2 separate regions of the Homo sapiens genome follow, and region 1 is linked to region 2. A link is a loop called in an ENCODE intact Hi-C map of the cell type or tissue named here. Cell type or tissue: dorsolateral prefrontal cortex. All regions are shown on one strand. Links, peaks and the distances in the headings refer to the core of each region. The heading gives the core; the rest is flanking DNA. Region 1 overlaps SBNO2 (strawberry notch homolog 2). Region 2 holds the start of ATP5F1D (ATP synthase F1 subunit delta).

Region 1 (2,891 bases), core at 372-2,871, 130 kb after region 2:
AAATCACCTGAGGCCAGGAGTTTGAGACCAGCCTGGCCAACATGGTGAAACTCCATCTCTACTAAAAATAGAAAAATTAGCCAGGTGTGGTGGTGCATGCTTGTAATACCAGCTGCTCAGGAGGCTGAGGCAGGGGAATTGCTTGAACCCGGGAGGTGGAGGTTGCAGTGAGCTGAGATCGCACCACTGCACTCCAGCCTGGGCAACAGAGTGAAACTCCATCTCAAAAATAAATAAATAAGCCAGGCGTGGTGGTTCACGCCTATAATCCCAGCACTTTGGGAGGCTGAGGCAGGTGGATCACGAGGTCAGGAGATCGACACCATCCTGGCCAACATGGTGAAACCCCATCTCTACTAAAATACAAAAGATTAGCCAGGCGTGGTGGTGGGCGCCTGTAATCCCACCTACTCAGGAGGCTGAGGCAGGAGAATCGCTTGAATCCAGGAGGCAGAGAGTGCAGTGAGATGCCACCGTTCTCCAGCCTGGCGACAGAGTAAGACTCCGTCTCAAAAGAAAATAAATAAATAAAATATGGCCCCCCACACCGTACCCTCCTGGCCACAGGGCACGGGGTTCCCTAGAGGGCGTCCCTGGAGAACAGCTGAGCTGCTTGCCCAGAGGCAGGGGGTTCTCGGATGGACCTCCCCAGCTCGGACCACTGGCCTTGCTCTGTCCTGCTGCGTCTCCTCCACCTGCTCCTCCACCTTGCTGCGGTCTGGCCCTCGGTGACCCTGTCCTTCCCTGCAGGGCGACCTCGGGGACGCGGGGCCAAAGCCCCCCGGCTGGCGTGCGAGACAGCGGGCGTCATCCGCATCAGTGACGACAGCAGCACGGAGTCGGACCCTGGCCTGGACAGCGACTTCAACTCCTCCCCCGAGTCCCTGGTGGATGACGACGTTGTCATCGTTGATGCAGTCGGGCTCCCCAGTGACGACCGGGGTGAGGGCTTGCCCAGGCTGGCCAGCCACCTGTGGGTCAGGATTCCAGTCCAGGCTGAGCAGCCACCTCTGGGTCAGGATTCCAGCCTGAGGCTCCCCCGGCCTCCTGGCGGTCACCACCCACCCCAGGTTGTAGCCCTCAGTCCAGCCCACCTGAGCCCAGCTGCTGCTATGGTGCCCACTTTACAGATGGGGGAAACTGAGGCCCAGAGAGGGGAGGTCAGGGGTTATACCACTGGTCAGAGGCAGAGCTGGGGCTTGGGGCTGGGCAGTCCCTACCCCTGTGGAGGCAGTGAGGTCACAGTGTTTGGTCCGCGACAGGAGGCTTAGTCTCGCCCCAGCTGGTCTCAGGGAGACAAGTGCAGAAAAGCAGTCCTGGGCCACGGTGCCGGGCTTCCCCGCCACCCTGCCGTCCCTCAGGGTTGCCCCGGGCCCCTTGTCCTTGCCCTCCAGGGGCCAGCCTTGAGTTAGGTGGGCCCTAGAAGGCAGCCAACATGTCCTGCCCTGACCCTCCACCTCCTCCCTAGGACCCCTGTGCCTCCTGCAGAGAGACCCGCATGGCCCCGGGGTCCTGGAGCGGGTGGAGCGGCTGAAGCAGGATCTGCTGGACAAAGTGCGGCGGCTGGGCCGGGAACTGCCAGTCAACACCCTGGACGAGCTCATCGACCAGCTGGGCGGCCCCCAGCGGGTGGCGGAGGTGGGTGGGACGTGGCAGCTGGAGTGTGGTGGGCGGGGCATGGGCAGTGGGTGGGGCTTCACGCAGGCTGTGTGCAGCTCTGGTGGCCCCTGCTGGTCACTCTGCGTCTCCGCGGCCCTGCGAGGAGGGGGCGTTTGGGGAGCCCTGGGGCAGCAGCGTGCTGTCCAGCTCGGCCCGGGAGGCCACGACCTCCTGTGGACGGCCTGCCCCATCCCTCTAAGCCCCAGATCCCCCAGCCTGGCCTGCGCAGGCCTCTGCTTAGATCGTTGCCTGAACGCACCCCTTGGGGTGCCCAGGGCCAGGACACAAGCCCCTGGGCCTGGTTCTGCGGCCTCCTACTCCCTGCCCCCGCCCAGCTTCACTTTTTCACTTCGTGGCGCCGGCTGGCTGATAATACCAGGCCTTGGACAGGCACACATCGCCTGGGTCCAGCAGTCCCGCCCTCCCTTTCCCAGCACCCCCACCTCCCGTGCACAGCTGGGAGCCCATGACCACTGTAGGACATAGGGAAGCTGAGACACGGGTGGCCAGACTCCTGCGAGGCCACAACACTGACGGCCGGTTTTGTCCCTGTCTCGGCTGCAGATGACCGGCAGGAAAGGCCGCGTGGTGTCCAGGCCCGACGGGACGGTGGCCTTCGAGTCGCGGGCAGAGCAGGGTCTGTCCATCGACCACGTGAACCTCAGGGAGAAGCAGCGCTTCATGAGCGGCGAGAAGGTGCGGGGCTGCAGTGCACTGGGCGCGGCCCACGGGACCCAAGAGGCACAGAGGGGCCCAAGGGTCCCCGGGGACTGTGGACCCGCGCACTTCTGGAGTGTGTGTGTGCCAGGTGCGGGCGCGAGTGGCCGTGTGGCGGGTGGTGTCCGCGCCCCGCAGGCCTCTCGCTGCCCCGGGACGTCCTGGTGACCTGGAGCGGGGGCCTAGTGGGTGAGGAGGTGGCGGCAACGCTGGGGCGGGCCTTGCACCAACCGTGTCCCGGCCCCTTCTTTCCCCCTAGCTCGTGGCCATCATCTCGGAGGCCTCCAGCTCGGGTGTCTCCCTCCAAGCCGACCGCCGTGTCCAGAACCAGCGGCGCCGCGTGCACATGACCTTGGAGCTGCCGTGGAGCGCCGACCGCGCCATCCAGCAGTTCGGTGAGTCCGGCCCCGCCCCCAGCGCTGCCTGGCCCCGCCCCCAACATGGTCTCGGCCCCGCCCCCGCCTGGCCGGGCCCTGAGAGCAGCTCTGCCCCCAGGCCGCACCCACCGGTCCAAC
Region 2 (2,891 bases), core at 178-2,677:
GGGGGCCCGGAAGCGGGGGTCGCGCCCTGGGGGTGGGGACCCTGGACTCCGGGGGCGGCGGCCACGGAGGGTCCCGACCCGCAGCGCCCGAACCTGCGTGGGAGAGGCGAAGGTGAAGGACATCTGGTTGGGGCCAGAGGCGGCAGCCGGGGCGGCGGCGGCCTCGGCATAGGCACGGGCGTGGCGGACGAGGCGGCCAAGTCCCGGGCGGCGGAGCAGCGCGGCGGGCAGCATGGCAGCGGCGGGCGGCAGGAAGCGGGTAGCTGGCGGACAGCGGACTCCGGCGCGGCGCGGGCGGCCTGGAGGGCGAGGAGGACGACGCGCAGGGACGTCTGGGAGGAGGAGTCCCGGCGAGAGCGCAAGCGCGAACTACGACTCCCGGCAGGGCGCACGCGACGTTGACGACGCAGTGCCCCGTCGTGAGGTATTCTGGGGGTTGCAGTTTTGTTCCGGCCCGGGCTGCGGCAGAACCAGGGGGTGGTCAGATAAGGGCGGTGAAACCGTCCTGGGAGGTGGAGTAAAACGAACTTCAGTGAAATTCAAGATTCGGCTGCGTGGTGGCTCACGACTGTAATACCAGCGCTTTAGGAGGCTGAGGCCAGAGGATCACTTGAGGCCAGGAGCTGGAAACCAGCCTGGGCAATAGTGTAGATCGCCCCCACCCCCGACCCGTCTGTACAAAAAAAAAAAAAAAGATTTTTGGGGCGCTCATTGGATGCAGGGCCCTGGATAGACATCAAGAAAACATCAAGTTTCCGGCTCTGGGCCAGGTGTGGTGGCTCCAACCTGTAATCCCAGCACCTTGAGAGGCCAAGGCAGGAGAATCACTTGACCCCAGGAGATGGAGACCAGTCTGGGCAACAGAGGGAGACCCCGTCTCTACAAATAATCAAAATTAGCCGGGCGTGGTGATGCACGCCTGTGGTCCCAGCTACTGGGGAGGCTGAGGCGGGAGCATCGCTTGGGCCTAAGGAGATTGAGGCTGCAGTGAGCTATCATTGCGCCACTGCCTAGCCTGGGCAACAGAGTGAGAATCCCACTCTGGGGCCGGGGGTTATTTAGCAGACATTTGAGATCATTAATAAGCAGGTCAGGCCGGGCGCGGTGGCTCACGCCTGTAATTCCAGCACTTTATCCGATCTGGAGGGCGAGGCAGGCGGATCACCTGAGGTCAGGAGTTTGAAACCAGCCTGGTCAACATGGCGAAACCTCGTCTCTACTAAATATACAAAAATTAGCCGAGCATGGTGGTGGGCGCCTGTAATCCCAGCTACTCGGGAGGCTGAGGCAGGAGAATAGCTCGAACCCGGGCGGGGGGGGGGGGGGGAGGTTGCAGTGAGCCGAGATCGCGCCACTGCACTCCAGCCTGGGCGACTGAGCAAGACTCTGTCTCAAACAAAAAAATAAATAAAATTTAAAAACAAACAGGTCGTAGTGGTAGGTGGTGGCAAAAGCCAAAAATAAATCACAGTAAAAGCCGAGAAAGTGTGCAGGACGGGACAGGGTGGAAGGCTGCAGGTGCAGCTGTTCTAGGAAACGGCGACCGCGGCGAGGGGCACAGCGCGGGCGACGCGGGAGGGCTCGCTGGGGATCCCGGACCCCGGCGCGCTGCTCCTCGACGCCGGCAGAGGGCGCTCCGCGCCCGGAGATGCGCTCGCCGACCCCCCACCTCCTGCCTGGCCGTCGCCCCCGTGCGCCTCTGACGCAGGAGCGCGTGCGCGGGCGGCTCGGGGCTCCGCTGCCGTCAGCCAGCGGCCCGCGCAGCCTCGCTCGCGGCTATGACGTCACCGCCCCGCCCCCGCGCTCACGCAGGTCTGCGGCACCCGGCCGGGCCCCCAGCCCCGCTCCTTAGGCTCCGGGAAAATGCGGAATCGGGGATGGCGGGGGTTGGGGCTCGGGCTCCCTGGAAAGGGCCTTGAGCCTGGCGCGGTGGGCTGGACCCCAGGGGTGCAGGGAGCAGGGGAGGCCCTGGGGCTGTGGCTTTACAAGGGTGCAGCCAGGGAGATCCAATGCCTCCTGCTGTGGGCGAATCCGACACGATCCGTGGCTCCCTACATCCGGAGGCTGCACCCTCGCCCCCTGCCCGTGTTCAGGCCAGTGCAATGGCGGGCGCCACTGTCCCCTGGAACCCAAGCACCTGAAGAAGGCCCTGCTGGTCCGACTCAGGATGAAGGCGTGGGCCTGGCTCCTCCCACCGGGCCAGCGCTGTGACGGTCACTTGGAGCCTGGTCATCCTGGCCCTGGCTCGGGGGGTGCAGAGGAGGAGGCCTGTTCACTTTTCGAGTCGTGACCTGTGCACCTCCTGGCTCTCAGGACCGCATATCCAGCTGCCACTCCAGGAAACTGGGAGGCCTAATAGACTCAGTCTCACTCGTGGAACCACTTCCCTCCAGTCCCCACTCCAGGGTCGCCCACGGGTGAGGGCGCCATTACTCCAGCCCCAAACCTGGGGTTCCTCTGGAATTCCGCCCTGTCCCGGCCTGTGCACCCAGCATGGCCACCGCGGCTACCATCTCTTGCCTAGGAGGCCCCAGCCTCCCCCCGTTTAGTACAGGTACCTTTTCTTCACACAGCCAGAGGGAGTCTTTATTAAAAATCAGAAACCTGGCGGGGTGTGGGGGCTCACACCTGTAGTCCCAACAATTTAGGAGACTGAGACAGAAGGATCTCTTGAGCCCAGAAGTTCGAGACCAGCCCGGACAACATAGCAAGATTCCATCTCTACAAAAAAAAACAAAACAAAAATTAGCTGGGCATGATGGCGCGCACCTGTAGTCCCAACTACCTTCCGGGCTGAGGCTGGAAAATTGCTTGAATCCGGGAGGTGGAGGTTGCAGTGAGCCGTGATCACACCACTGCACTCCAGCCTGGGCGACAGTGCGAGACTCTGT

The links. A loop is a pair of places that touch in the nucleus more often than their neighbours do. Peaks named below come from ENCODE experiments on the same cell type or tissue, not always from the same donor. Only the 100,000 strongest peaks of a DNase experiment are listed, where the experiment ranks them.
Region 1: it touches region 2 in a loop (16-fold over the local background); 30 of 110 quality-filtered maps call a loop at or near these places.

The regions. Positions count from the first base shown.
Region 1 is chr19:1,112,282-1,115,172 of GRCh38, reverse strand. SBNO2 (strawberry notch homolog 2) reads left to right here. Exons shown (of 32, transcript NM_014963.3): 18 at 751-942; 19 at 1,469-1,638; 20 at 2,224-2,355; 21 at 2,636-2,771; 22 at 2,872-2,891. Among named protein-coding and RNA genes, the nearest start is that of GPX4, 9.7 kb to the right of the region's middle. RefSeq lists enhancers at 1,574-2,493, 2,494-2,891. In dorsolateral prefrontal cortex, for the core only: CTCF peaks have their summits at 1,538 and 1,740 (motif pointing left); a DNase peak (open chromatin) is centred at 1,662; H3K4me3 peaks cover 702 bases; H3K27ac peaks cover 1,969 bases.
Region 2 is chr19:1,239,194-1,242,084 of GRCh38, reverse strand. ATP5F1D (ATP synthase F1 subunit delta) reads right to left here and starts at 334. Exons shown (of 4, transcript NM_001687.5): 1 at 94-334. The coding sequence starts at 234. It overlaps CBARP-DT (CBARP divergent transcript), which reads right to left. Exons shown (of 2, transcript NR_186324.1): 2 at 2,565-2,721. RefSeq lists silencers at 55-164, 1,504-1,863 and enhancers at 465-534, 575-704, 1,571-2,129. In dorsolateral prefrontal cortex, for the core only: CTCF peaks have their summits at 188, 391 and 1,616 (motif pointing right); DNase peaks (open chromatin) are centred at 364 and 1,744; H3K4me3 peaks cover 2,162 bases; H3K27ac peaks cover 2,500 bases.